4 separate regions of the Homo sapiens genome follow, and regions 1, 2 and 3 are each linked to region 4. The links are chromatin loops, found by intact Hi-C in ENCODE. Cell type or tissue: sigmoid colon. All regions are shown on one strand. Each heading gives the region's core, and the rest is flanking DNA. Links, peaks and the distances in the headings are about the cores only.

Region 1 (7,702 bases), core at 919-5,918, 110 kb before region 4:
CAGTGCCTCAGGCCTGACCAAGCTAAGATTGAAACAGGTTATCTGGCAGTTTGCCCGCAAATACAGCTGCTACCATTTCCTCTTCTACCTAGATGTATGAAGACAAGGAGTCTGTTTTCCTTCCCCTTGAATCTGGCTGACACTGCACCTTGTTTTGACCAAAAGATTGTGGCAGAAGTGATGTTATGTTGGTTTGAGGACATAGCCTGGCAGATTTTACTTTTGTTCTCTTGGAAGCCAGTTACTGTGATGTGAAGAAACAGGTTACACTCCTGAATGGTAAGAGGATGTGAGGAAAAAGACCCTGGAGGGGTCCAGCTTGGATGTTCTAGCCCCAGGCAAGCTCCCAGCTGAATACAGCCATATGAGTGACATCCACTCCATCTTGTGGAACAGAAAATTTGCCCAGCAGAGCCCAGTCAATCCACAAAATCATGAGATGTAATTGTTTTCATTGTCAAAATGATCGTTTAACCCACTAAGTTTTGAGGTGGTTAGTTATGTAGCGTAAAGTAATTATAATAAACAAAAATTCATCTGTCACAGATTTCATCAGTGGGATCCAGCCCAACCAGAAATAAGCCCATCGCAGTAGTAGAAACCAGCAAGGATCCAGAGAACAAACAACCGTTGAGTCTGAGGCCCTCTCTCCTCTACCTTCATGTACCCATGCACTATTTTGAGAAGGAGCAGCAGGAGGGGAAGAAAGAAGTTAGAAAAGCTGGTGTGGTAGGCAGAGTCATGACCTCCAAATATGTCCACATCCTAATACCTATAACCTGTGAAAAATTACCATACGGGATAAAGGGCAATTAAAATTGCTGATGGAAAGCCAAGCACAGTGACTCTTGCCTGTAATCCCACTGTGGGAGGCTGAAGTGGGAGGATCTCTTAAGCCCAGGAGTTTAGGATCAGCCTGGGCAACATGGTGAAACCCTGTCTCTACAAAAAATTAGCCAGGTACCACTGTACTCCAGCCTGGGTGATACAAAGAGACCCTGTCTCAAAAAAAAAAAAAAAAAAAAAAGGTAATTGATGGAGTTAAGATTGCTAATCAGCTGACTTTAAAATAAGGAGACTAACCTGGATTGTCCGGGTAGACTCAGTATAATCACAAGAGTCCTTAAATGTGGAAGAGTCCGTTCAGAGAGGAGAGATGTGAGAACTCTACACACTGTTGCTGGTTTTGAAGATGCAGGAAAGGACCATAAACCAAGGAATATGAGGGGCCTCTGGAATCTGGACAGTGCACAGAAATGGATTATCCCCTAGAGCCTCCAGAAAGAGACATAGCCCTGCTGACATCTGATTTTAGCCTAAAGAGACCCATTTTGGACTTCTGAACTATAGAAGGATAAGATAATAAATTCATGTTGTTTCAAGCCACTAAGTATGTGTGCTTTTTTGTTTTTGTTTTTGTTTTTTTTTTGCAACAACAGAAAACTAAAAGAGGTAAATTGTAAGTGATTAGATGATTGCTCCAATTAAGACTATCTTAAGATAGAAAAGACTGAGATGGCTTTAAATAGCAATTTTAGGAGTTTTTCTTCATAGCACCCAGTGTGGGAAGGCCAGAGAGTTAAGATTAGATCTTTCATGGGAAACAAAAATTTACTTTTTTGATTTTCACACTCTTGAGTATAGTGAGTTAAATTTGGGACCTGTTGGACATTTGTTCTGAAACTTGATTTTCTGTTAAAACAAACTGTCCTTGGAAGAGTCACACATTAAACTTTTCAGAATGAATGAGTTTATCTGATTGCTTCTGAACACGGGGCTTGAGTGAGGGGAGAATGGAGGAAATAGTCAAGCCTTGAGCATCCAGATTCCTGGGGTGGGGAGGAGTGGGGAGGAGGTAACGAGGCCAGGTAATTCCCAACTCCAAGGATGTGGCAGACATCATTGCTGTCCTTGAGCAGAGCTGTTATCAGTCCCACACAACGCCTCTCTTTACGAACAGTCTCAGAGGCACCATAAACTCTGCATCATGTGGCACTGAGTGCAGGTAGGAGTTCATTATGCCCAACAGCGAGACCAATCGCTTCATGTTACCTAGGGCCCTCACATTCTCATTGTTTTTTTCCACTGCATTTCAGATACCTGTGGTTTCAGCCCTGTAATTGGAACATCACATTTCATCATTGGTCTCTGGTTCTCCAAAGTAAAGGCTTTTTGAACCAAAAGTTAAAATATCAGCTTCCCGTGATCATTATCATCAATTATTATTCTTCACTCTTGAGGTGATACTTAACCATACAATGTTAGAAACACCATTGAATAAGTACTAATGAAATACTTCATAATAATACCACATCATTATTGTAATGATTACCAGGGATTTGTCATTCCTAAGACACACAAATATTTGGGGTATTTCAAGGCAACTACACAGGTCCTTGGATGCTCTTGAGTTCACTCTTAATTGTTTAGAATAGGGAGTGAGGGAGAAAGCTGGGGTAAGGAGGGGAGGGAAGCAAATCAGAGTTAGGTGATTGCTAAAGTCCCTGGGAGGCACAAGAGTGTGAGCTCAGGCATGAGACTACATAAACGCGGTCAAAGTCACTCTAACATTCTGTGACTCTGGGAGGTTACTTACCTCTCTGTCTATATAAGAAAAAAGGTGGGTGCAGTAAGAACAGTGCCTGCATCATAAGACTGATGTGATGATTACATAAGTTAATTCATATAAACACTCTGTTCTAAGTAGAAAGCCAATGCTTGATGAATATTAGTCATTTTTATACAGAACCCCAAAGTTGAGAAATCAACTCTTTCACAAGAACACAGATATTTTCCTCACTTACTGCATTTTACTAACTTCAAGATCAATGTTTCATTCACTTTGATTCCTTCCTCACGTGAGCTTGGTGTCCAGTTCCCTGCATATCTGGAGTCCTTGGAAACTTCTGAGAAGATTGATGCTGTTTCCAGGTTCCCTTATCAGGCCTCTGTTTCTGTTTCCCAACTGCTGCCTTTCCCCATGTGGTTCCAATACCAAAATATTTAGTCCATCTGTCCCAGAGGGTTTGGACTTTCTCTTCATTTGTGCTTCTTGAAATAATATGCTCCTGAGGCACAGACTGTTCCTTCATCACTAAAAAAGGTCAAGCATTTATTAGTCTGTGTATAAACATGACAACAAAGGAGTCCTTGTAAAAATGGAATGTTCAGCTTGGATAGAACACAGAGTAGTTCCTCTTGAATCTGGCAACTTCCCTTGGTTTTCATATCCTTTAAGTACACCATGTTAATATCACTGTTTCTTTCTTGAATTCCCAAGCCTTCCTTATAAATCCCCACGAACCCTTTGAGGTGCAAGTTTATTCATTTATAGAGCCTATAAGTACAATTTCTTTTTCAATTCAAACACATTAACAGGTTGTTCAGATAAACCAATTCTTTTTTTTTTTCTTTTTTTTGAGACAGGGTCTCACTCTGTCACCTAGGCTGGAGTACAGTGGCACGATCATGGCTGACTGCAGGCTTCACCTCCTGAGCTCAAGCAATCTTCCTGGCTCAGCCTCTTGAGTAGTTGGGACTACAGGCACGCACCACCACACCTGGCTATATATATATTTTTTATTTTTAGTAGAGACAAGGTCTCACTATGTGCCCCAGGCTAGTTTCAAACGTCTGATCTCCAGCGATCCTCCTGCCATGGCCCTCCAAAGTGCTGGGATTACAGGTGTAAGCCACCACACCCGACCCAGATAAACCAATTCTAATACTATGGATGGAAGGTGTACACTCCTGTGTGTTACACAACTACTTATCATAATAAAGGAAAATGACTTTGCTTTGCCACCAGCTGCCATTTCACACAGATGTGGCTCTGATCCCCTTGAGCAGCAACTCCTGGAAGCCCAAATTCTGGTTCATTTTCTTCTTGCTCTTCAGATGACACTAACCAAACACAGAGCTCTATCACCATGGTTTTCCCATTCCTCATGGAAGCCAACCACTGTCTGCATTAGCCTGTTCCCTTCTTAAGCCTGATCCTTTTAGACATTATATATCATCTATCTTTGTAAAACATAGCTTCTGTTTCAGAACTAGTAACACAGTCTGGGTTTAAAAAAGTTTTCATACTTCCATGTTGTCTCTATAAGCTGTTGTGAGACTTCAATGTACATAGGGCCCATTAAAACCAGTTTTTTCAATCCGCATTCCTTTTCATGCTAAGAATGTCTCAATATGGGAGCATTCTCTTTTTTTTTTTTTTTTTTTTTTTTGTCTTTTGAGACAGAGTCTCGCTCTGTCGCCAGGCTGGAGTGCAGTGGCATGGTCTTGGCTCACTGCAACCTACCAAAGTGCTGGGATTACAGGCATGAGTCACCGCGCCCGGCCAGGAGCATTCTACATGATCAATAGTGTTGTTGGTGTTCTTGTCCTTTTTATTTATTTATTTTTTTGAGAAGGAGTCTCGCTCTGTTGCCCAGGCGGGAGTGCAGTGGCACGATCTCGGCTCAGTGCAGCCTCCATCTCCCAGGTTCAGGTGATTCTCCTGCCTCAGTGCTCACTACCACCCCCGCTCCCCACCCCCCATCCAGTAGCTGCAATTACAGGTGCGCACCACCATGCCTAGCTAATTTTTGTATTTTGGAGATGGGGTTTCTCCATGTTGGTCAGACTGGTCTCAAACTCCTGGCCTCAGGTGATCCGCCCGCCTCGGCCTCCTAAAGTGCTGGGATTACAGGCATGAGCCACCGTACCCAGCCTGGTCTTCTTGTTCTTGTTCTTTTTGTTCTTGTTTTGGCTCTCTCTTCCTCCTTTTCCTGCCCCACTCCTCTTCTTCCCCCTTCTCTTCCCCCTTCTCCCCTCCTTCTCCCTTCTCCCCTCCTTCTCCCTTCTCCCCCTTCCCCTTTTCCTTCTCCCTGTTCTATTTTTCTTCTTCTTAACCTGACTTGCCTTTTTGTCCAGAGCTGGCCAGGAAAGCAATGAGGCTTGGAAAAAGATCCACAACATGTTGGCTCACTAAATACTTACTTTACCGCTATGAATTTCTCTGGTGTATGGCAGGAAGTCACGTGGTAGTATATTTTTAACTTGATGTCAACTTGTATTATTTTGTAAATACATAAGTGAATATCAGCCCTGAAATTTAGTGGCCTATCCTTCTCACAGGAAGTACAAAGTACATTTCATTCAAGTGAATGAAACAAACATCTGCTTTCAGGGCTGGCCCCAACTTACTTTTCTAGTTTCTTCAACCATATGCCCCTTGACTTCCCCAACACACACACGCGCACACACACCCCACCACTACACAGCACACACACACTGCTGTTGGCACATCATATTTTTCCCTTTCCTCTGAGCTTAGGACAGTTTTTGAGCTCCAATTAGGGGAATGAATGAATGAAATGAGCTGTGCAATCACGCCCTGCTTTTCTGGTCATCTTTTCCCTGCCTTTTGGACTATCTCCCTTCCCACTACCCCATTTTTATGGAGGAAGTTTCTATTCATCTTTCAAGGCCCAGTTTGCTGCTGTCTCTTCTTCAATCCTCACTCAGGATTACTCTCTTCTCCTCCTTCTACTTACAGGGTTTTCCTTCTTCAATATCACTCCTGCTCTGCCTTTGTTTGCCTTTTTTTGTTTGCTTTTCCTCTTCTCTCCTTACAGTAAAAGTTTCTTCATGGTAGAAAATGTCTTTTTCATTTCTGTATCTCCCAGTCGAGCACAATGGCTGCCATAAGATAAGCGCTGAGATGTTTAATGTCTACTGGTAATTGAGCTCAGAGAGGATGACTTTCAAATTCCAGGCATACAGTACAGTGGAAAGTGTCTAATACCCAAGAAACAGGATGCACAGTGGGAGTTTACATATGGGCACTCCAATGTAGATACCCTGTAGTCACTCGAATCTATGGGTCTGGAGCTGAGGCGAGATCAAGACTAGATATATAGAGTCAGGAGTTACCAGTGTAGCAGTGAGAATTAAAACCAGGGGAGTGGGTACAGAGTGAGAATTGAGGAGGGCTGAAGAAAGTCAACGTTTAAGGGTGGACAATGGATGGGACCCAGCAGTGGACTCTGAGAAGGAGTGGTTTGAGAGGTGAACAAAAAGAGAGTAAAGTCATACAAGCTAGGGGAGGAGTCAAGTTCAAGAAGGATGGTGGTGACTAGGGTTAACTGCTACAGTACTAGGGCAGCTGCTAGATAGAGGTGCAAGGTCAATATAGGCTTTTCAAAGGAGGGAAGTGTTGCTTTTCTTTCAAAGGTTCTTATTTTCAAGGTTGAATCAAATATTTGATAATTAAAACCTTAGGGGTCTAGGAGCTATAGGAACCAAACTCTCAGACAATTATAAACCTCATCAAATCTCACCAGGAAAACTATATTCTAATCTGGATTTCCCTGCTTCTCCCTATAAAAGGCATTACAGGAATATGACAGAAATTTTGTTCACAGCCTGTGACTACCTTAGAGTAATTGAGGATCTTTAAACCATATGTCCTCCGTAGCTGGTGAAGCCTTGTCTTCTTGTGGGGTCACTGGGAAAGGGTTCCTAAAGAAAGCCTTTGAGAGTGTGAAGAATATCATTAATCACCACTGAGCCTCCAAGAGTAAGAGAAAAGTAGCACTTAAAGGCAAAAGATGCCTCGAGATAGGCATTTTAATTTTTTGCCATGATAACAATCGTTATCACAATTTAATTTATATTTATTTGCATTTGCATTATTTAAATTGAAAGAAAATATGACCTTCTTTCTGAAATAGATTAAATTAGTATCAGTACAGAAATGACTACGTAATATTTTTCTTTTCTTATTTTATTTTTGGAGTAGAGAAGCAACCCATCTATCCATTCTTTCATCTGGTTTTTCATACACCTATCCATCTATCCATATATCTATCTGTCTGTCTGTCTCCCCAAATCATTTTAAGTCCCCCTTATGAGCTTTATGTATTCTGTAAGACCCTAAACCTGTAAAAACGAGCAGGACCAGATCAACATAGTCACCATTCATTATATATGAATTTGATCTAAAACATCATTCAAATTAAGTCAGGGATAAGGAGATCATTTAAAGATAAAACCTAAAGATATGCCTTAGGAGGCATCTCTGTACTTCTTCAGTGTACTAATGCTCGCTGGCATTATTGCTATCACTGATAAATGTCAAAGGGGAGAGTGATATTTTTGGAGTTGATTTTTTTACCCTATTACAAAAATAGATTATAAACACACATATGTCACAGAAAGAACTTAAGCTAATATTTCTATATAGGGACAAGCATTAGCATATTTTTAAAGTTCACAGTTACATTTCTGTTGTCAGTTATAATCGTCTCTTGGTTTGAACTCATTATTTTAAGATAGCTATCAAAAATCTATTGGTATAATGTAATCTGCTTAAATTTCACAAGTGTGTGAAAATTTTACAGTCAAAGAGTTCCTAAAGGAAGCTGTGTAATTCAATATTTTCATATAACCATCTTCATAAAGGCACAGAGCTGACTTAAACCAACAAAGGATAGTCCCTAATAACAACAACATAAAGCTATAATTGAACTCAAATTCATGAATATTTTATTTTTAGATAGTTATTTTCCACTCGGACATTAGTCTAAATCAGTATTTAGTTACAATTTACACTAAGCATATGCTTTGGAGGAAGACCATAGATAAAAAGCAAAGTATAAATGAGTCAAAGTTACCCATATCATCATGACACTCTACCACAGGTCCCTTTGCT
Region 2 (7,702 bases), core at 1,740-6,739, 590 kb after region 4:
TCTCTTAAAAAAAAAAAATCCTGGCCAGGCGCAGTGGCTCATGATTGTAATCCTAGCACTTTGGGAGGCCAAGACGGGAGGACTGCTCGGGCCCAGGAGCGCAAGACAAGCCCTGGCAACACAATGAGACCCTGTCTCTACAAAAAAATTTTGAAATCTAGCCAGGTGTGGTGGTGCACACCTGTAGTCCCAGCTACTCAGTAGGCTGTGGAGGGAAGATTGTGTAAGCCTGGGAAGTTGAGGCAACAGTGCACATCGTTGCACCACTGCACTCCAGCCTCGGCAACAGAGCAAAATCCTGTCTCCAAAAAAAAAAAAAAATTCCAACACCTATATTTTACAGTAAGAAGAAAAGTAATATACTGCTCATGAGATGCTCCATTTTCCTAAACTTTGATATTCTTCTAGATTGGTAGATAAAACCAAGATAAAGCAAAAATATAGAATTAGAAAGTTGCAAAGGAAGCAAGAAAGGACCTAAGAACAATGAACTTTTCAAATATTTTGTAAAGTACTATATTTATTGTTTGCCTAAATTATTTACTTATTTCTAGTTTTCAACCCAAACTAGAAAACCTTCCCAGTAGCTCATGCCTGTAATCGCAGCCCTTTGGGAGGCTGAGGCAGGCGGATCACCTGAGTTTGGGAGTTGGAGACCAGCCTGACCCATGGAGAAACCCCGTCTCTATTAAAAATACAAAATTAGCCAGGTGTGATGGTGGGCACCTGTAATCCCAGCTACTTGGGAGGTTGAGGCAGGTGAATCCCTTGATCCTAGGAGGTGGAGGTTGCAGTGAGCTGATATTGCACCATTGCACTCCAGCCTGGGCAACGAGAGCAAAAGTCCGTCTCAAAAAAAAAAAAAAGAAAAAAGAAAAAAAGAAAACCTTCCCAAATCACTTTAATTCCCTGCATAACAGGCCACAAAAGTCAGCACTCCAAACTTAGACACAGCATATTCCTTACTATATTTACCTACTAATAAACAACTAATAAATGAGGAAAAGAAAGTAAATCAAACGCACATATAGGTTAGTATAAATTTGGTTCTGGGGTTTGGGGTCATACAAATCTTCTTAAATCCCATTTCAGCTCCAAGAACAACATAAAAGACAGTTTTTGTGGAACTCTCTAAACACGTAAGTCTTTCTAGACAGGGTTGGCTGGGTCCAGGGTATCTAGTGCCACCATGAACAGATAAAAATCCAAGCCCAGGGTGAACGTAACTCCAAATCACCAAAATAAGGCACCATCTGGAGTCATGCCAGATACTTAAAAGTCCCCACTTCAGGCTGGACAGACAACAATGAGCTTCTGCAGAAATAGAACCTATTTTTGAAGTATATATCAAGCTAAAATGACACAGTTATCAATGTGAAAGGGAAAAGCAAAGGGAAACAAAAATAGAAGTTCTAGTACAGTGCCAAGAACTAAAAAGTCTTTCCTAGAAATGAGTTCTATTGCTAAAGTGACACTCATCATTTATTATGCTATCTAGTGCTTTTATTTCCTGTCATTTGGGTACCTAAGCATTTAACAATGCAATACTAATTTTTTCTGGACTTTTATCCTTACATTGGTGATACATATCTCAAAGGCATAAATGAAAATTTAAAAAATATCACCATGTACAAGAACTTATTCCCTTACCTAAAAAAGAAGACTTTAAATTTTATCTTGTAATTTCACTTCTAAATAATGTCTATACAAGTTTAAGTAGCTAAGAAAGGGTTTAGATACCTCAGATATCCACTGTTAAAATCTACTTCCCTAGCTTCACAAATATAATTCAACAAATATAATTCCTTACTCTTACACTGAACAAGAGTAAGAAAATAGGATGTTTGTTTGTTTATTTTTTGAGACGGAGTCTCGCTCTGTCGCCCAGGCTGTAGTGCAGTGGCGCAATCTCGGCTCACTACAAGCTCCGCCTCCCGGGTTCACCCCATTCTCCTGCCTCAGCCTCTCCGAGTAGCTGGGACTACAGGCGCCCGTCACCACGCCCGGCTACTTTTTTGTATTTTTAGTAGAGACGGGGTTTCACCGTGGTCTCGACCTCCTGACCTCGTGATCCGCCCGCCTCGGCCTCCCAAAGTGCTGGGATTACAAGCGTGAGCCACCGCGCCCGGCTGTTTGTTTGAAAGGGGTGTGGGTAAATATCCTGGGCAGTCACCTAAGGAAATGCACCAAATGGAGTCTCATATTCTTGTGTGAAACATTCGGGAAATAATCTAATCTCTTCAAATTTAGCTCCTCTTTTCCATGGGCTTTATAAAAAAAAATTACATATATATATATGTTTAAATGTTTACTTTGGATGCTATGTGTGTGTTCCTAAGAGACATTTTCTTTTTTTTTTTTTCCTACTGGTACAATACACTAAGCTTACTTAGATTTCACCAGCTGTATATGTACTCATTCCATATGCTTTTGTGGTCTGAAGTCATCACTTGGAGGCACCAATGGAAAAGAGCAGTGTCAGAGGGCTGGGATTCCTCTACCAGCTGTGTGACCTTGAGTAAGCCACCTTAACCTATAAACAGAAAGTAATATCTGCCCTGATACATGATAGCCAATTATTTCACTTAGATAAAAACTGAATATCTACTATATATTTTTATGAGATATAAGGAAAGATTCTTCTTGCCGCTTTGCCATTTTTTCCCATAAGAAGCCTGGTGGTAAAGAGCACAGGCTTAGGATCAGGAGTCCTGCATTTCTTGAATTCTAGCTCTGTTGCTTGTTAGTAGTATGATCCTAGGCAAGTTACTTAATCTCCCTGCCTTCCATTTCCTTGTACACATGAGACAATTCCCCCCTCAGAGGATTGTTGTAAGGATGAGATGAAGTAATTCAATGAGCATTCATCCAACATATATTTATCTAGGAGCCATTCTGCTTACTGCTATACTGGTTAAAAATCCCCTTGTCCACTATATATGTGCCATACATTGCTAGCCCCCAGGAATTAAAAAAGACAATATAATAAAGCGACATTATGGCAAGAAAATACTAACTTTTCTACCTATGTGTCTTTTTGGAACCAATAATACAAATCTGACTTGTTTTTGTGAGCTGTTACAAATGAATCTGCAAGACTGAATCCAAGTACAAAATATCAGGTCTTGATTTAGAAGATATTTCTGAATAGCACGTTTCAAGGTTTTTGGTTTTTTTTTTTTTTTTGAGACAGAATCTCACTCTGTTGCCCAGGCTGGAGTGCAGTGGCGTGATCTCGGCTCACTGCAGCCTCCGCCTCCCGGGTTCAAGGGATTCTCCTGCCTCAGCCTCCCGAGTAGCTGGGACTATAGGCGCCCGCCACCACGCCCGGCTTTTTTTTTTTTTTTTTTTTTTTTTTTTTTTTTTTTGTATTTTTAGTAGAGACGGGGTTTCACCGTGTTAGCCAGGATGGTCTCGATCTCCTGACCTCGTGATCCGCCCGCCTTGGCCTCCCAAGGTGCTGGGATTACAGGCATGAACCATCGCACCCAGACCGCACGTTTCAAGTTTAGGTGTTCACCAGTGAACTGCGCCTGGCTGATACACACAAGGTCACAAATGACACAAAGATCAGAAGTGATGGCATATACCATACATGACTGTGTAACTAGTATAGGACCTAGCATAGGGTAAATGCTCATAAATATTAATTTAAAAAAATTAAGTTTGGTTTCCAACTTTGCCACTTCCACACAGAGTGACTCTGGGTTAACTTGTCTGGATCTTAATTTTCAGTAAACTAGCAATGTGTCTGCTTCGCCTATCTCATAGGATACTTGTGATCAAATGAAATTACATGACAATGTATCTGGCGCTAATAAAACGGTAATTTATGAGACACAGAATGACTACTGACGCCAGCTAGCCTACAAGCCTAATAGTAGAGATAAGATGTTAATACATAACCACCAAGAAATAAACATGGAGATCTAGTGAAAACCCATGACATGTTTTCTAAAAATGTCATCTTCCTTGTGACGAAAGGAGCTGGTCATTGCTAGGCAGGTGCTGTACCTTTTTCAACTCCCACGTTTCAGCAGCAGGCTCTGCTGAGTGACATTTTGCAAGGCTGAGGCCCCCGTAGGCGCAGGCGCCGTTGGGGTGCGCATCCGGGGACCTGCAGGTTACAAGCAGCAGATCCCACCTTCAGTCCTGGCTCTGACAAGCCCTCCAGGTAAGGCGCCTTTGCATTTAGCCGAGCTAGAGAAGAGAGCTGGAAGCCACCTCTACCTTTCACGGGGGGAAGGGACTGCCCGCGCGCTCGCCCCCATTATCTCAGCCCTCCGAAGCGCGCCACGGACTCCAGCCTTGTCTCTCACCCCCAGCCTCACCCCGCGTCCCTGACCCGCGAGTCTCCCGCCCAGCTCCGCGTCCCCGGTCCCTGCCTCCAGGCGCGTACACGGCGCGCTAAGAGGCGCGGGGAGCTCTTAGCGCACCTACTACTTAACCGGACCGGCTACTTACTGGCCGCCAGGTGGAAGCCTGCGATCGAGCTGGCCGGGCCTCCCAGCACCGCCGCTCTCCAGGCTCCCTTTCCAGGACTCAACTTTGGTCCCAGCCCCAATCGCAGCTCCGGTAACCTTTCCAGGAACCGAAATGCTAGATACAGCGGAAGGAGAAACGGAGGGAGGAAGACAAACCCGGAGCAGGGCGGCGCGGCAGTTTGGACACGCCCCGAGCTCTCCTGGGCTCTCAGTCCCCGTCAGGATGGGAGGCGCGTGCCGAGGGAGGAGGCTGAGGACACAGCCTCCTTTCGCCCTGCGCTGCCCGGCCTTCCGCGTGACCCCGCCTATGACCTCGGGGCGTTCCGCCTACGTCTGACCGTCAGGTGCGCACGCGCACTTACAGGCTTGTTTTGCCAGCTTCACGCCACCCGGGATGGGAGAAAGCAGGTGTCGCGAGAGTTGGGCGCAAGACGCCTTGTAGGGAGTGTAACTATGGCCGGCCTGCGGAACGAAAGTGAACAGGAGCCGCTCTTAGGCGACACACCTGGAAGCAGGTGAGCGGATCCTGGTGGAGGGACCCCTCAGTCTCCTGCGCTGTTGGGACTGGTTCCTTTCCGGGCGTCACCCGCACTGGGACAAACCCTCGCTGCCAGAGGGGTTCCAGCGCGGTGGGAGCCGGTGGCTGGGTTGTGTGAGCCGAGGAGATTCGCTCCCAACGTAGGAGAAAGGGCGTCTGGCCGCACCGTGCGGTGATGAGCCCGTGGGTTCGAGTGACGGGGCTGGAGAAACCCAGGCTGCTGCTTTGCCTGTTGCAGCACCCAAGCTGAGAGGTGACAGCGTGCTGGCAGTCCTCACAGCCCTTGCTCGCTCTCCAGGCCTCCTCTGCCTGGGCTCCCACTTTGGCGGCACTTGAGGAGCCCTTCAGCCCACCGCTGCACTGTGGGAGCCCCTTTCTGGGCTGGCCAAGGTGGGAGCCGGCTCCCTCAGCTTGCAGGGAGGTGTGGTGGGAGAGGCGTGAGCGGGAACCGGGGCTGCGCGCCGCGCTTGCGGGCCAGCTGGAGTTCCGAGTGGGCGTGGGCTTGGCGGGCCCCGCACTGGGAGCAGCAGGCCGGCCCTGCCGGCCCCGGGCAATGAGGGGCTTAGCACCCGGGCCAGCGGCTGCGGAGGGTGTGCTGGGTCCCCCAGCAGTGCCAGCCCACTGGCGCTGCGCTCGATTTCTCGCCGGGCCTTAGCTGCCTTCCCGCGGGGCAGGGCTCGGGACCTGCAGCCCGCCATGCCTGAGCCTCCCACCCACTCCGTGGGCTCCTGTGCGGCCCGAGCCTCCCCGATGAGCGCCGCTCCCTACTCCACGGTGCCTAGTCCCATCGACCACCCAAGGGCTGAGGAGTGCGGGTGCACGGCGCGGGACTGGCAGGCAGCTCCACCTGCAGCCCCGGTGCGGGATCCACTGGGCGAAGCCAGCTGGGCTCCTGAGTCTGGTGGAGACGTGGAGAACGTTTATGTCTAGCTCAGGGATTGTAACTACACCAATCGGCACTCTGTATCTAGCTCAAGGTTTGTAAACACACCAATCAGCACCCTGTGTCTAGCTCAGGGTTTGTGAATGCACCAGTCGACACTCTGTATCTAGCTACTCTGGTGGGGCCTTGGAGAACCTTTCTGTCAACACTCTGTATCTAGTTAATCTAGTGGGGACGTGGAGAACCTTTGTGTCTAGCTCAGGGATTGTAAACGCACCAATCAGCGCCCTGTCAAAACAGACTACTCGGCTCTACCAATCAGCAGGATGTGGGTGGGGCCAGATAAGAGAATAAAAGCAGGCTGCCCACCAGTAGTGGCAACCCGCTGAGGTCCCTTTCCACAGTGTGGAAGCTTTGTTTTTTCGCTCTTTGCGATAAATCTTGCTACTGCTCACTCTTTGGGACCATACGGCTTTTATGAGCCGTAACACTCACCGCGAAGGTCTGCAGTTTCACTCCTGAAGCCAGCGAGACCACGGGGAGGAACGAACAACTCCAGACGCGCCGCCTTAAGAGTTGTAACACTCACCACGAAGGTCTGCAGCTTCGCTCTTGAGCCAGCGAGACCACGAACCCACCAGAAGGAAGAAACTCTGAACACATCTGAGCATCAGAAGGAACAAACTCCAGACGTGCCACCTTAAGAGCTGTTAACACTCACCGCGAGGGTCCGCAGCTTCATTCTTGAAGTCAGTGAGACCAAGAACCCACCAATCCCGGACACAAAGCCACCACATTCTGTATCTTCTGCATTCCATATTTGGCCCTTTGTAGCTGATCACTTTCCAGATTTCACAGTTTCAAAATGATGGTTTTAATAGATACTTGAAGGTATCGGTCTTAGTAATGACCTGCTGCCTAATTGCCTGACAACCTCTTGATAGTTTAACAAATCTGTCCAAAATGAGCTCGCCTTTGTCCTATGCCAAATGTACAAAGAAAGACTAATTTTAAGGCATTAAAGGAATAACGTCAGTATTTTGATCCTTATAATTCTGGTTGTTCTGATCCTAGTTTATGGGCAGTGACTCGGGAATGTATACCTAATGTATTTTTACCTTTAGGAAAACGGAATTACTATTTTATTTGAAATATACATAATAATTACCTCAGGTAAATTAATAAATTCAGTTAAACTTCAGCTGTCTATGACCATAATAATTTTTACTCATTTGTTCCCCTTAAGCACCAACCTTTTGTGAGCACTCTAACTCAAAACCCTTTGGCAAATGTATTTCTCTGGTCCTCGATTTACTAAACAGAGTTTATGCAATGCAGTTTTATCTTTACTTGATTTTATCTTGAGATCATTAAAATGAGTTTAGATGCTGATATGAATTTTAGTAGAGTGATGTCCTGAGAGCCTATTGAGACATTTGGGACTGTTTGCTTCTATACCAATTTATTTTACACTGCTATACTTTTTTTTTGAGACGGGGTCTTGCTCTGTGGCCTAGTCTGGAGTGCAGTGGTGAGCCTGGAGTGCAGTTTTATCTTTACTTGATTTTATCTTGAGATCATTAAAATGAATATCGATGCTGATATGAATTTTAATAGAGTGATGTCCTCAGAGCCTATTGAGACATTTGGGACTGTTGCTTCTATACCAATTTATTCTACACTGCTATACTTTTTTTTGAGACGGGGTCTTGCTCTGTGGGCTAGTCTGGAGTGCAGTGGTGCGATTTTGGCTCACTGCCACCTCTGCCTCCCAGGTTCAAGCGATTCTCCTGCCTC
Region 3 (7,702 bases), core at 1,158-6,157, 170 kb after region 4:
CTATCATCCTAGGATGCATCTTCTCAGCAATAGCTTACTGGTCATGACAGCCTGTACAAAATTCTCTTTTACCCAGGAGAGTGAGGAGTTCTTCACTGAAGCAGCACAGTTCCTCTCTCTCTCTCATCCCCCCAAGCCTGTCCCCCTAAGGGTGTGATGAACCTTGAGTTCAGTCATACACCCTGATCTCATGTTGGGCATGGAAAGGAAACAGTGTTATTCTGAGTGACTGTGAATGAATGAAGGTGAGTGGTGCTCCCTCCCTGAGAGGAGCTGCTCCCTCATAACAGCTTAGGAGCCCTAAGGAGGCTCACACATGAACAAAGTCTTAGAGGGAGACGGTGGATTCCTGCAGCGACCTCAAGAAGGAAGTGTCTGGGTATTTCTAACGTGTATTAGCGAGTTGGGGTGGTACTCGTATAAATTCAAGAAATGCTAAGGAGTAATTGAAAGAAATAGGGAGAGATCGAGAAGCAAAATGAACAAAATGCCTGATATGTCCACGTGCCAGTGAGGAGGTGAGGTGTGAGGAGAAGTCTGTCACAGTAGCCAATAAACCATGAGGGCGAAAATATTTGGCTTGAATAACTTAGAATCTGCTCCCTGCCTGCAGCAGAGCTTGGCAGTGAGTCAACAAATCCAGAACAGAATTTCTTTTTCAGGAGCCACAGAGAGTTCATTTACATACACACACACACACACACACACACACACACACACACACACACACACTTCTCTTATAGATATACCCTTTATCAGCAAGGAGACTAATATGGCATTTCTTAGTATATTTCCAAAACTGTGTACATCATTGACAGTCATCAGGACCTATTTGCCAATAAATCAAAAGGTTTTTTGAAGCATTTTTTAAAATTCTACTAAAAAAATGCCACATGTGTTCTGATAATTTCTTCTATCCTCTCCTTTTGTTAAAAGTGAAACAAAAACACAAGGACATAACCAAAATGTTAATAATGGCTATATCTGGGTTGCATGATTACAAGGTAATTTTTTCCTCTTTTTTCTTTGTTGATTATTTGTATTTTCTAATTCATCTTCCATAAACATATATTATTTTTCTAGTATTCAAAATAAGAATAAAAACAGAGTGAGCAAAAGCAAAAAATTTCCAGAGAGCAGTCTTGCTATATTATATGATGTTCCTTCAAATGACACCCCCTTGAACCAACAAGTACCAACGATAATATTCTTGAGAAAGGGCAAGACCACCACAGAAGAGCAAAAGGGATTAAGAACACAGGGGAATCACAGAGATTATTTCACAGTCTTGCAGAAATGCTAAAACCTGCATAGTGACTGTGCTGAGCAAAATGTCACACTGAGAAGGCTCTGTGGGACATCAGCGTCTATCAGGTCCATGAGCAGTAGGACCCCCCAAACAATTGCAGGTCCCAAGCAGGCTTTGCAACTCAGTCAGAATTTTCCTTTTTGCAAAGGTATTCCCAGTATTCACATTGCACATGTGTTTAAGTGCTAATTAATTGGGTGTAAATAGAGGAGAAATCCATGTAATTCAAGCTAATGCTATCTGTGAATGTCATTTTCCAAATTGAAGCCCATTTGGTTCTAGATATCAGCCAGACTACAAAGTAATCATGCACTCCAAAACCTGTCCTGCCCCACTAATGGGAAAACATCCTTAAAAAGCCCATTGAAGAGGCTCACCTGGATTTCAGGTAACATCTTTCTCACCTCCACCTGGTGCCTTTGATATTGAGGAAACCACAATATCAGAAACTCTGATCTTTCCTTTTAAAAACCTTCCCAAGGATTGGCATTCAATTCAGAATCATCAGTTCCTATAAACTACAAGTATTTTACATGCACTGGAGATCACACCAGCTTCAGTTGTCATGTCCCAGGGTCTTTACTGTGCCAGAGGTGACGAGCAACCTCGTGTTGTCTAGTCATTTCAATGTACATGTCATAGCTCAGGCATGTCCCAACCCAAGGCAGCGTGGTGTCAGTGGAAGAAGCTAAGATTCAGGCAAGAGAAGGGCTGGTCCCTAAGGAGGAATGGAGGTTGGGGTGAGAGACCCCAGTCCAATGAGCAGTATTTGAAGTGGAAAAAGCACATTTGGGCTCACATCAGGAGTCATATCTCAGGGGATCCAGTGTCATGAACAAGTGAGGGACAACAGTTGGGCATAGGTAAAAGTTTACCTGCAACCAACCCCCAACCTACATGGCATTTCCAGTAGCTCCATCTCTATCTGAATCATCCACCTGGTATTCAAGTTCATGTAAGCCCTTAACTATCTCCACAGGGTTTGTAATTAGACTCCTCAATCTCAGCCCTGGAGCTCAACAGGCAGCACCCCCTTACACTACATGCCAGCTGTTGTCACGCATTGCAGCTTTTCTCCCAGGCTTCCATATTATGGCTTCATTACATATGGCCACAGGGTGAGGAAAGGGCATCTGACACATATATGAGCCCCACACTATGTGACCTTGGGCAAGTTACTTTTATAAACTTCAGTTTTCTTATCCAGAAAATGGGAGCAATAGAGTTCCTTCATCTTAGGGTTGTTATGGGGATTAAATGAGATAATGAATGCAAAGAATGCCTGCCACGTGGTAAGTACTCAATAAAAACAGGATGGTGGATGGATCTTCTTAACCCTGGCCACATGCCTGGAACCCAACCTACCACAGTGGTTCTCAACCAGGGGTGATTTTGCTGGTTGCATTAACTGAGAGGGGCTGTGGGGCTACTAACCTCTAGTGAGTAGGGGCCAGGGATGCCACTCACCATCCTACAATGCACAGTGCAGCCCCGCAATAAAGAATTATCTTGTCCAAAATGTCAACAGTGCCAAGGCTGAGAAACCCTGTCCTGCTAGTAGCTTCACTTGACTTCCTTCGGCCCATGCTGCTACTGTGTCCCCCACGTTGGAGTGGCTTTGGAGCCCTTCCCAGGACCGGCCCATCCCACTGTCTCCTGAGCTCCCATTTGTGAGACTGTTTGTCAAAAGGCCGCCAGGCTTTAGTGCCCTGACCTGAGTCCATAACAGCAGGAGACAGGCAGAATCACCAGGCCTCTCTGACCAGAGACAGGCAAGAAACTGCCTCCTGCAGGGCTGTGGCAAAGAGCCACGTGAAAACAGGCACAGCAGCCAGTGGAGCGTTCCACCCAAACTGGCTCCACACCAGGCCCAGACCATGAGTCACCACCACATGCTGCCGCCTCTCGCCACGACCTTTCTTTATCCCTTCATTAGCCATAAATCTTCAGGAGCAAAACAGCAGAGAACAGACTGGGAAGGCCCTGGCAGAATATCACACCAGGCAAATGCCCAAATCAAAATTCAGAGTTAAATGCCCGGGCCCTGGATGAATGCCAGTCACGGCAAAGCAAGGCTCCCCCGAGCCATCCCTGCAAACCAGGGAAGTGGACAAACGGAACCTCCACTCTTGCCATAATTTAAATCATGTGACAACACTGGGGCATCCTCTCCAAGAGAAGAAACAGATGTGTTTAGCAATACCCAGATGGCTGGAGACAAACTGAAGAACCTGTGCAATGTTTGCCTCTAATTCATGCTTGCACCAAAAGTCCCCGACTCCTCTAATGTCAAATGGAATTAATATTAAGTCTTTCATGCAGTGTTGTGAGAAACAATTGACACAAGTTATTAAGTGGTGCTTTGACTCAAAATAAAGCAAATTTGGCTTTTTTGTTTTCTGGTTGTTTGCTTCCTTTTTAGAAGCAAACCATAATGCTGGGGAAAAGCCTGGCAGAGGCAGCTCCTCCTACACGGAAACTTTACTCTGCCCAATCTCACTGGAATTGTCTTTTTCAAAGTGTAGTTTCTAAGCACCTGTGTTAGAAGTACCTAGAGAGCCAGAAAACAAGCAGATTCCTGGGCCCTACCAACAACCTACTGAATTGAAATGTTTGTGAATAAGGCTTTGGAAGGTGCCCTTTTAACAAGTTCCCCACTTGAGTTTTATACCCCCTAAAGTTTCAGAACCTTGTAACAGTGAATAAACCCTGGGACAGCCCAGCCACTGCCACTATTTCCAGCAGTAAGAAGACAGACTGGGTCCTTAGCTTGCTTCTTTCCTCTGCCAATGGTACCCCATCTTATGCAAGTGAAGCTTCTGGACAAGACAGGACAGACCCGGAATGACTCATCTGAGCTAAACTGTCCACCCTCACACTGATGTTTATAATACTGACAGCAGCAAATTGCCATTTGTCCTTCTTGGTTTTGTAATTTATGTCAACATTCTCAAAGTTAAAAGAGCCTGAGTGTTTCCCTTTCACAGCTGGATGCTGACGGCTCTGAGCAAACTCCCATCTCCATTGCTTGTTACCAGGGAACTCATGATAAACAAACAGATCTGACCTTAAATCAATCTCTCTTCCCCTCACTCCTCCCCTCACCCACAACAACTTTTTTGAGTATTTAATGTGTGCTCCAGACATTCACATACATTTTTCTTGCAAAAGGTCTTGTGAGGAATTAGCTCCATTTTACAGATGAGGGAACTGAGCCACTAAGAGGCCATGTAAGAAACAGAACTGATGCTCGACTAGGCTTTCTGACTCCAAACCCAATGCTCTTAACAGCTAAACTACACTGCCTCCTGCTGTCTCCAGGAAATGATAATTCAGTGTAGCCACCAATTGACTGTGGTTGTCTAACCTTTAAAATCTTCTAACCATACCATTAGCAAGCACAAACAAGCAGACCAAGTAAAGGAGGATTATTTTATGACTACTCGACCATCCAGTTTCATCAATTCATGAACTTCTGGGATAATACCAACAACTCACATTTGTTAAGCACTTACTGCTGCAAAGAATTCTTCCAAGTGCTGAAAGTACTCGTTTAATCCTCGCAACCACTCTTGGAGGTCAGTGCTACCATTGTTCTCTCTTCACAACTAGGAAGATGTAATACAGAAACGTTTGCTAAGGTATCTAAGGTCACACAGCTAATAAGTACCTAAGTTGGGAATATACCCAGGAAATAAGGCTGCAAAGCCATACTAGTCAAAGTTAGTTAAAGCCTTAACTAACCCACTTTACTGTGTATTCCAGAGTTAACACAATGACAGTGTCAACACATCTATGCAAACAATGAGGAGAGCGGGACACACTCTTCCTAGATCTTTCTGGTGCCTGAGGGAATTGACATTGTTTTGAACCATGGTTTCAGAAATGCTACAGAAAACGGAGACCCATAAAATGCTGAGCACATGGAAGATGAAAGCTCTAAAATGGTGTGGGATTCCGTCATAAATAAAGTCTCAGAAAGAGTTCAGGTCTGCAATGTGCTTTCAACTAAGGGCAGGGAGAAGCTTTGTTATGATTATTACAATCTAATTTAAAGCTGAAGCCAGGCAGGAGGGAAAAAAAGAAAGAAAATAAACTCTCCACTAAAGCTGTCAGCCCAGCTGTAGCCTCCAACTGTTTTAGTCACTAAAACCTCATATTTAATGGTCACTTTTATAACGAACACTAAGAAAGAAATACAAAGCTCTAAATCAGACTTTATTTCTTTAAAGATGAACAGAAATCGCATTGGAGGCGTCGGGAAGGCCACTGAGAGACGGTGCCACCATGCTGCCCTTCCCGCTGGTGATGGTGACATAACCATCAAGCCAAACCTCTGGTCTAAGGTAGTCCAATAACCTTGAAGGGAATCCCAACTGTGTGTGCAGAGTCCAAATCATTCCCAACACCAAGTGACAGCAGCTTCTATCCATCTGGCCCAGACCTAGAGCTTCTACATTCCCATTTCAGAATGATCATCTTTCCCATTCATAATTTGTTTAACATGGCGTTATTGCCACAGGAAGTAAATACTGGGTGGCCAAAATGAAAGTCTCCCATAAAACTTCTTAACAAATTGGAGCATTTATCTGCTAAGCCTCAAGAATGCAGTTTATCTCTGATTATGTATGACATCTTTTAAATTCTTCGGCTCAGAAGAACATTCCAGAGATGCTACTATGGTACTATGGTCTGTCACTAATTGCAGAACCAAAAGAACAAATGCTGAGACCATATTTGGCCAGAAGATGTTTTCTAACATTTATGAGGTAGTGTGATCAAACTAAAATCTGGGAAACAAAACTTCAGCAAATGAGTAAACTCCTTATGCTTAAATCCCAGCCCCAGGGTTCCCTCCTTCCCTGACTTTCCTAGGACAAGTCAGTCACTCCATCTTCTGGGTCGCACTGCATTCTCTTCATACCTCAATGATGGCATGGAAGATATTGTGGTCTAATTATCCTTTTTCACAATGTCTGTCTCCCTTACTATCTACATGATAGCTCCTACAAGGAAAGGGCCAGTGCCTTATCATCTTAATGTCCTCAGCACTTAGCAGAACTGGCAAATAATAGGCACTCAATAAATATTCAGTGAAAAAAAGAATGGGATCTAAAATGAGAGGGCAAAACCCATCCATTCAATTCAAAATTTTTGTTGTTGTTGTTGTTTTAGAATTAGGGTCTCACTCTGTCACCCTGGCTGGTATGCAGTGGTACAATCATAGCCCACTGCAGCCTCAAACTCTTGGGCTGAAGAGATCCTCCTACTTGAGTCCCCCAAGTAGCTGGGACTACAGGCCACCCACTACCACATCTGGCTAATTTTTTATTTTGTTATTTATTTATTTATTTATTTATTTTTAGAGATGGGGTCTCACTCTGTTGCCCAGGCTGGAAGACAGTGACACAATCATGGCTTACTTCAGCCTCAACCTTCCGGGCTCAAGCAATTCTCCCACCTTAGCCTCCTAAGTAGCTAAGACTACACGCAGGCACCACTATGCCCAGCTAATTTTTTATGTTTTTGTCAGAGACAAGGTCTTGCTGTGTTGCCCAGGCTGGTCTTGAACACCTTGCCTCAAGCGGTCCTGCCCTGGCCTCAAAAAGTGCTGGGATGATCCCCCACACCTGGCCTCAAAGCAATTATATCAATTAATCCTGTGGTACTGGGTCAATAATTTTGTGGCTCTATCTTCTGATTTGGCCTGTCTCTGGTTCTATTTCTGTTCAAGTGTAATCCCTTTTTTTTTTTTTTTTTTGAGATGGAGTCTCACTCACTCCGTCACCCAAGCTGGAGTGCAGTGGCACCATCTTGGCTTACTGCAACCTCTGCTGCCTGGGTTCAAGCAATTCTCCTGCCTCAGCATACCAAGCAGCTGGGATTACAGGTGTTAGCCACCATGCCCAGCTAATTTTTTTGTATTTTTAGTAGAGACGGGGTTTCACCATGTTGGTCAGGCTGGTCTCAAACTCCTGGCCTCAAGTGATCCGCCCACCTTGGCCTCCCAAAGTGCTGGGATTACAGGCATGAGCCACCAAGCCCAGCCTCAAGTGTGATCCTTACACCAAAGACTTGATCAGGGATCCTAAAGTTGATGTAACACACATAAGTATATAGGTTTGCAATACATTGACATACTATTAGGTTGGTGCAAAGTTAATTGCGGTTTTTGCCGTTAAAAGTAATGGCATTAAAAGTAATGGCAACAATCGCAATTACCTTTGCATCAACCTAATATTTACTGGATTTCTCAAACCAAAAAAACAAGTAGTATATGGATACTTCCATTTTCATCAGGAAATTGTGTCTAATGAATCTGAGACTGTTTCTTTCCTCCTTCCTCTACCCAGAGGGCAGACAAGTCTGCATGGCCATTCCCACACAGTCCAC
Region 4 (7,702 bases), core at 1,527-6,526:
TATTAAATAAGTGTCTGCAGTGTTGCTTGTGAAAAAAAAAGTGGCCACAATTCCTAAAACTGAGCTGGGAGTTTGAGTCCAGTAGCATTTTTGTTTACGGGGATAAGAAGGGAAGCCAAAATGAAAGAGGTGAATGAGAAGAGAATCCACATTCAGAATTCACTTTCTTAAAAACCAGCAAGAGTGACCCCCAAAGCCATCACAACTGTTTTGTCTATCAAGACTGTGTCATTGAATCATGTAGACACATAGGCCAGGCCAGAACTCAAACTTCTCTGAAAAGCACTGATTTTTTGTCCTTAACAAGTCTAAAACAATAATCCTCCCAATTGCAAACAACAGTATCACCGTATTTTTATCCTAGTCATCTTCATTGATGCCTATAGTGTAACATCAAGAAGTATAATCTCCATGTAGTGAAGAGCTTGATAATAAAAATCTACAAAATGCATTTCTGTATACTAGCTCCTAAGTTATAACTGATATTTATTCTAAAGTAAGAGATGGAACCTTTCCTTCCCCTTCTCTACCCTGAAGATATAAAAAATTTACAATTTGAGAAACCAAAGAAAATCTTAAAGAAATGTTATAATGTATAAATTATAGCTACCAATACTCAAAATGAGTCAAGAATGAAAAACATTCCAAATACATACCATTAATAATGTAATGTCACCTTAATTTTGAAGTTTATGTAATTGATGCTTATATGTTGAGATTATTTCCCCTAATAATAATAATGGATTTGCATTGACCTGTTATTATTAATAGGGAAAATAACCTACTTTTTAGGGGCCCTTTATAAGCCACAACATGTTTTTTAAAGATGGTTAAAATTATCTTTAAGTGAGCAGGAATTGAATCAATGGTCATGGCCCCATTAGTGTGATGCTCCATCAACCGAGTGCAGCTGGAGAGCTCATATGTGTTTACTGATGTGGTAACAGGAGGGGGGCAAGCCAGCCTCATCTTGTGCATGTCAGTGCCCTTGTTCAGACTGCACTGGACAGTTGGCATCATTCTTACCTTAACTTGTGTTCAAAACATTATTTGTTAGCAGATGATATCTTTCTTTTTGAAGATTACTGGCATATCCATTGACAGGGTGGGTGAATGGGCTAGTAAACATAAATTTAAGGACTCAAAATTATTTGTTATTACAGCTGGAAGGAATTGAGTCAAACATCAATACTCTACAGATGAGAAAACTGCAGTGTGAGGAGGTTAAGTCCCTTGCCCAAGGTCATGGAGGTATTAAGTGCTGGAGCTGGGACTAGAATTACATCTTCTGTTTCTGCACTGGTCTCCACAGTGAAGGCTGCTGGATTCCACACTGGTATGTGGAGGAAATGACTTGCAAGGGTAGAAAGAAAGAAGCTTTGATCTCCCAATGGCTCAGAACTTCTTTTAAAAAGTGATTTTTGTTGGCATGACCGGGAACACTGCCCTGGCAAGTCTCTGTTGCCTGACCTCCTCTATATAAACCCAAGCCATGGTCAAGGGAGCTAGGAGCTCTGGCTGCCTTGAGGGTCCACATCTGGGCAGGCACCAGGAGAATTGCTCTGAGGCTCAGGCTCCTGACAATTGTACATATACCCGGGGCCTACATTCAGAATTCTTGTCTGCCGATGAGGTTCAAGGGCCAGTTGTAGTGCCAAATCAGGCCCTGGAGGTCCCCCAAAGTGCTGGCCATTAAGTCTTTAGTTCCTGGATTTAGAGGAGGCCAGGGAGGAGGTCCTAGAAGTGAAGGCCAGGGTACACTTGGGGTGGTGTAGAGTATTCAGTGGGTCTCATGCAGTGATTTACCAACTAATGGATATTTCAATAATTAACAACTAGTACATTTTACTAGCTTATACAGCAGTCCTAAAATCAAGCCTGCATATGCCCATTTCAGATGAAATACTCTTAATGAGATACTCAGTTTAGAAGTATCCCAAGGAGTAAACTCAGTTTTATATGCTGGTGCAGGAAATGTTACCCAAAGTATGGGATGTGCCCTGGGAACCTGGGGCCCACACTGAATCATAGTGTGTAGGTCCCCAATCCACCCACCCCAATCTCTCATTTATAGGCCCCATACCCCCTACCCCTGCCAACTCATCCATCCCTTCAACACACACACACACACACACACACACACACACACACACACACGCATGCATACACAAGGCAAACATCACAAGCAATTCTCAAAAGAAAATTACAGAAGAACATGAGCCTAAGGGTGTATGTGTATAAGGGTCCTTGGCTTACATATGAGTCTCTGTCTTTCTCTCAGCTACCTCATTCACCTAAACATCTGTTAGGAGCTTTGAGATTCTTTAAACCTGCATGAGTGACACCAGGAAAATTACCCCATCCTCAAACAGGTTTGGGCTCTAGGAATGATTCTGCCCAGCAGCCCATCTTTCCATCTAGTTGAGACCGAGCAATGAAGTCAAAGAACATTCTTTGGTCAAATATGTTTTGGCCTGGATTTGCTAGAAGAGCTCTTTGGACTTGCTGAGAACTCAATTACTGAATCTTCTTTCATTTAGCTTTTGTGTTTCCTGGACAGAACTCAAGAGGAAGATATTATTGTAGTGGGGTTAAACAAGGTCACTCTAGTCTGAGTGACAGACAATAATAACGAGCCCCAGAAAGGTACCTGTTTTCCAGGGTGGTGTGATCAGTATTACACAAAAATCTTGCAAGCCATCTTTTACGAGGCCAGCAAGATCACAGAAGGCAATACCCAGTTTGCTCAGAGACAAGCTGTTTGCTAATCAAGTTTTCTTATACTCAGAACTATGGAAACATTTTCAAAGGTATTATTCTCGGCAGGTTTCCAATAATTCAACATTTCCAGACTTATCCAAATGGCTTCTGAAATATTTGCTGTTTGTTGAGAGCAGCTTTCAGGATGAGGTAATTAAAAGAAACCTATCAATTTGAGATTTTTTTTTACCGTGAGTAAATAATGTTGACATACTGTTCAAATAAACCCACAATTTACTGCAATCTGTTTTTAGAGAAACCCTCCACTTTAACCTCCAAATAGGAAAAAACGAAGAGACTTTCCTCTTCTCATTTAATCAAGAACATATGTTCAAAGATAATACCGGAGGCTTATTCTGGGAAGCGTTCTGCTCTTCCTCCGACAGCCACGCAGCGAGCTCACGAGGCAGCCTCCACACATAATGAAAGCAAACGCCACCATAAATCTCCCGCTCGGCGGAGGTCACTTCAGAAAAATCGCCCGCTGCTCAGATAAGCACCAGCTTTGCTGAGGAACATGGAAGGGGGAAAACACCGACTGTGATAAACACCAGCAGGTAGGCTCCAAATGGAGGCCAACCCAGGCAACTCGGAGAGAAGGGAGCCGGGATGAAGCAGGTGTGTGTGCGTGTGTGTGTTTACACACAACAGCCCTGGCCCAGTGTGTTCTGGCTGCGAGAACAAGCAACCGCACCACGAGAGGAGCTGCTCTCCCCCCCGGGAGGAGAGCTCCGGAGGCACCAATTTTCATTAAACCTAGGAGTACACACAGGGGCAGGAGGCCAAAACAGTCCTCGAAACTGAGGCTTTTAAAAACATCTGTTGGCAGCGTTGAGATCCTAGAAGAGAGAGAGAGACGGAGAGAGAGAGAGAGAGAGAGAGAGAGAGAGAGAGAGAGAGAGAGCTCAGAGTCCAGCACTTTCATTTCCAGACTGTGAGTCATAAAAGGAGTACGTAAATCCCTATCGCCAGAATACGCTGACCCAAGTCTGGGTTTATGAACACCTGAAGTACATTTCATGAGAATTAGCTTTAAATATCAACCTGATCACAAAGCTTGAAAGGTTTTCTCCCATCTCAGGATGACTGGAGTCCGCTGGAACCTGGAATGGAGTTTTCTGACAGCAAAGGATTACAGGAGCGTAACAGAAATTATGGAGATTTCCCCGCTAGGCATAAGGATGCGATCACTGTAGGCACCTGTGGGCCCAAGCAGGTTACCCACCAATATCCCTTTAAACACCAAATTATGGACTATTAGGCCACTGCTTCAAGGCTTCTACAAATGTGAAACCTTGACAAATTCCCAAATAAAAGCCATAAAACCAATCATTTTTTAAACCTGTATGAGTGACACCAGGAAAATTACAGCAGTGTGGCAGGTCACTGTGAAATAAAGCTGCCAGAAAGAAGCTTACGATGCTGTCATGGAAAAGGCAATTAGAAGGTTACTTTCTCTCAGGTCTAAGATTGGTTCTTGTTCTTCCTACAGCTCCCTGCCTTCCACCTCCCTGCTGCAAAATGGATCAATCTATAATAAGTAGTAGTTATATATCATAAGGCAGCAATTCCTTTTAGTTGTTCCACTATAAAAAAGCATCCAGATTTAGAACTTGACAGGAACCAGTATCGCCTGCCCCCCAGAGCCGGCAGAAAGTCTGTGTATGTCATTCAGCCAGCATGGAGTCTGGGTGTTTTAAAAGCTTTAATTTGAAGGGGATAAAAAACCTGGGCGTTAAGCAATTTGGCTGTGGATATTTAATGCATCAGCCACGCTATAGAATTGGAGTCCTCTATTTAAAATGAGAAATTGAAAACTTACACGCTCTGTAGGCAAGGTGTAAGTAAATGTAGGATGGTAAGCAGAAATCAGCTGAGAACCTGCAGAAACGCCATTAGAAGGACTAATGGCATGGTTCAGAAGTGGCCTTAAACAAATGCTAGGGTGTCGTTTGTAAGTGTGTAAAACAGGTCTGGCTTTTAATTAGCAGGAGCCATATCTCCCTGTGTTTAGGAAAAGGCATTACTTCTCAAAGAGAATATCCTAACGGGGTCTACATAGGGACCAGGAGGAAACAATGGCCCGGGAGTTGAGATTTGCCTCAAGGCACGTTCCTCCTCAATGGCAGCGTGGAGATTGGAACTCAGTCTCCTTATCTCTAATTTCCACTCTAACACACTTATTGTAGGTAGAAAAAATGCATCCCAAAGATGTCTACTTCTTACTCCCCAGAACCTGTACATACAGCACCTTACATGGCAAAAGTGACTTTGCAGATACGATTGAGTTAAGGGTTTTGAGATAGGGAGATTACCAGGTGGCCCAACGGAATCACAAGGGGCCTGATAAGTATGAGAGGGAGCAGAAGAGTGAGGGTCAGAGTCAGAGAGAGACTGGAAGATGCTATACCACTGGCTTTGAAGATGAAGGAGGGGGACACAAGCCAAGGAATGCAGGCAGCCTCTAAATGCAGGAAAAGGTAAGGAAATCGGTCTTACAGCCTCCATAAAAATGCCATCCTGCCAATGCCTTGATTTCAGCCTCATGAGACCCTTTCAGACTTCTGATCTCTAGAACTGTAAGAGAATACATTGCGTTGTTTTAAGCCACTAAGTTTGTGATGATTTATTACAGTACCAAGAGGAAATCACTACAGTGTTCTAGCTGGGGATCACATTTCCCCACCTCATTTTGATCTACTCAAAGTAGTCCATTACCTCAGTGCTGGTTAGAGTCTTTATAAAAGCAAAAACAACAGAATTCAGATGCTTCTGCAGTTCTCTCTGGTATGGAGAGCAGGTGTAATCCCGAGACCCATAACCTAGAGTTGGACCAGCGTGTACCAAGGTGGGGCTTGGCAGGAGTGGTCCACCCTTTTGGGAAGGAGTGTTTTATCACTGACATTGTTAAGGGTCACCACAGCAGATTTTTAGTGGGTTTTGTTGTTTTTAAATTCTCATAGGCAGTGCACCTCTTATTGCCTGTTCCAGCATGATCTGCTCCCACTGCCCACACCCACCATTAACCTCCACCGTTGGTCTTTAGTGTCTTCTACTTTCCTTTTTGGATTTTGTTTTTGTTTGTTTTATTTTTTAAATTTTTTAACTTTCCTTTATGACACTCTTTCTTGTGGCACCTTGTTGGCTCTCTGCTCTGTGTCTCTTTCCCATATGAATGATTCCTAAAGGAAAGATTTTTTCTAATTATCAGCTCTGTGTTAAGAAATTAGTTGGAAAGAACTTAAAGTATGAGGGTTCATCAACTATTTCTGGTGTATTAGAATACTCTATTTCATTTGGGTGTGTTTCATTAATGACTTCTACCCTCTTATCCCTGCTGCTTCTGTAAAGCCTTCAAGACCCCTCAAAGTTAATCTCTACAGGTGAAATTTCAGGCTCCTGGTTTGGGTGGGCCTTTTCCAGAGTGTCTCATGTACACTTTGTAGATACAGCTTTGGAGTCAGACAGACCGGGGTTTGACTCCCTGACCCACCATTTACTAGTGATGTCACCTTGAAAAAAATTATTTATTGTCTCACTTTGTTTATCTGTAAAATGGAGAACATAACAATGATCTTGCTCCATAGTGAGAAATTAATGCGATTTTGTATTTCAAGTGTTTAGCAGAGTGTGACCCACACAAGCCACAGAAATCGTGGTGGTGGAGAAGTCACAAAGTGCTTGGTGCCCATACTTCTCAGATTCTGAAACTTCTGGTCACGTAGGATTTGAAAGCCCATTTACATCCTATGGGGCCAGAAGTTTCAGAATCTGAGTGTTGAAAAGAAATATCCACCAAATGTGTAACAGCAGCAAGCATTTACACATAGCTAGCTGTGAACCTTCTTCTTGGATAGCGGGCTCCAACAAGAATAAGCAATGGTAAGAGATGATCTACAGCCCTGTCCAAAAGAAGCTCATGGTTTAGGAGGGAGAAGATATAAAGACATAATTACTGAATTACTGGCATTTATCACTCTATATGAAGTGTCATTACAACTGAGGATGATGAGAAGACCCAGGAGACAAAATCTTCCAAGGGAATCAGGAACAAGGGCACAGAGGTAATGAATTTTGAGTTGGGTCCTGGAGCGTGAGTAGGAGTTTGCAAAGCAGAAAATAGGAGAAAAATTATACCAGGCAGAGAAAAGTGTATAAGAAAAACAAAGTAAAAGAATATCAACAGAGAACATCTCCTGAGCATAACAATAATATTGAAGCCATGGGTACAAATTAAATCCAGTTCAATGAGTTAAAGCCATAGCAACTTGCACTGAATCATCAACAACTTAACTTTCTCTGGATCTGCTGCAAAGTGATTTCAGGGTCACACCGAACATTCTTCCTTGACTAAAAACGATGCCTTGAGAATTCACTGATGGCCACAGTGCAATCAATACTAATCAGGTAATACGCCCTGGCCCTGAGATAACAGAGCATCTAGAATCCCAATGTATGAATTCATACCTAATCTATATACTGCCTTATATGAGTGGAGGATTTGTTCACATTCCAAAGCATTTTAGTAAGATGCTAAGAAAAATCAATAACTTATTAAATACCAGTTACCTCATTAAAACAAACAATTAATCATCTTTGTTGCTATTATATTGGGACCACAGATCTGACTTTATATATTTTTCATTGGTGTGTATGCTCACAGGTTTACTCCATTCATTAGAGGAGATGACAGAACTCTTGACAGCAATGCTATCAAGAAGGAAGTTTCAGTTTAAGAACCCCTCTGGGCTTGCAGAATGACACACACTGCAGCCAAGATGGTGCTACTATAAGAAATGGACTCCCCAGCACGTTATTGAAGAAAAAAAAAACCTGCAGCAATCAAAAAAAAAAGGGGGGACGGGGGCAAATCTATAACTTCAGCTGGAAGTGATGAAAATTAACTGTTAGAAGTAGAAGAGACCTTATGCTACTAAAATAA

The links. A loop is a pair of places that touch in the nucleus more often than their neighbours do. Peaks named below come from ENCODE experiments on the same cell type or tissue, not always from the same donor. Only the 100,000 strongest peaks of a DNase experiment are listed, where the experiment ranks them.
Region 1: it touches region 4 in a loop (3-fold over the local background); 2 of 110 quality-filtered maps call a loop at or near these places.
Region 2: a loop joins it to region 4, with 5 times the contacts of the local background. A loop is called at or near these places in 2 of 110 quality-filtered maps.
Region 3: a loop joins it to region 4, with 5 times the contacts of the local background. A loop is called at or near these places in 13 of 110 quality-filtered maps.

What each region holds. Positions count from the first base shown.
Region 1 is chr4:128,655,868-128,663,569 of GRCh38, reverse strand. No RefSeq gene overlaps it. Among named protein-coding and RNA genes, the nearest start is that of LINC03140, 89 kb to the right of the region's middle. In sigmoid colon, for the core only: no CTCF peak of the experiment used is centred there; DNase peaks (open chromatin) are centred at 2,939 and 3,509; H3K27ac peaks cover 475 bases.
Region 2 is chr4:127,962,369-127,970,070 of GRCh38, reverse strand. It overlaps MFSD8 (major facilitator superfamily domain containing 8), which reads left to right and starts at 4,898. Exons shown (of 12, transcript NM_001371596.2): 1 at 4,898-4,999. The coding sequence starts at 4,938. It overlaps ABHD18 (abhydrolase domain containing 18), which reads right to left and starts at 4,665. Exons shown (of 13, transcript NM_001358451.3): 1 at 4,465-4,665. RefSeq lists enhancers at 2,786-3,285, 3,286-3,787, 4,466-5,081, 4,672-5,091 and silencers at 4,182-4,411, 5,532-5,581, 5,592-5,721, 5,832-5,941. In sigmoid colon, for the core only: a CTCF peak has its summit at 4,497 (motif pointing right); DNase peaks (open chromatin) are centred at 4,110 and 4,830; H3K4me3 peaks cover 2,681 bases; H3K27ac peaks cover 1,919 bases.
Region 3 is chr4:128,382,683-128,390,384 of GRCh38, reverse strand. No RefSeq gene overlaps it. Among named protein-coding and RNA genes, the nearest start is that of LINC02615, 41 kb to the left of the region's middle. RefSeq lists an enhancer at 1,516-2,715. In sigmoid colon, for the core only: no CTCF peak of the experiment used is centred there; a DNase peak (open chromatin) is centred at 3,234; H3K27ac peaks cover 3,602 bases.
Region 4 is chr4:128,548,977-128,556,678 of GRCh38, reverse strand. It overlaps LOC101927259 (a long non-coding RNA gene), which reads left to right and starts at 3,126. Exons shown (of 3, transcript NR_187927.1): 1 at 3,126-3,317; 2 at 4,253-5,240; 3 at 7,424-7,702. RefSeq lists enhancers at 3,247-3,316, 3,337-3,526. In sigmoid colon, for the core only: no CTCF peak of the experiment used is centred there; a DNase peak (open chromatin) is centred at 3,428; H3K4me3 peaks cover 1,519 bases; H3K27ac peaks cover 643 bases.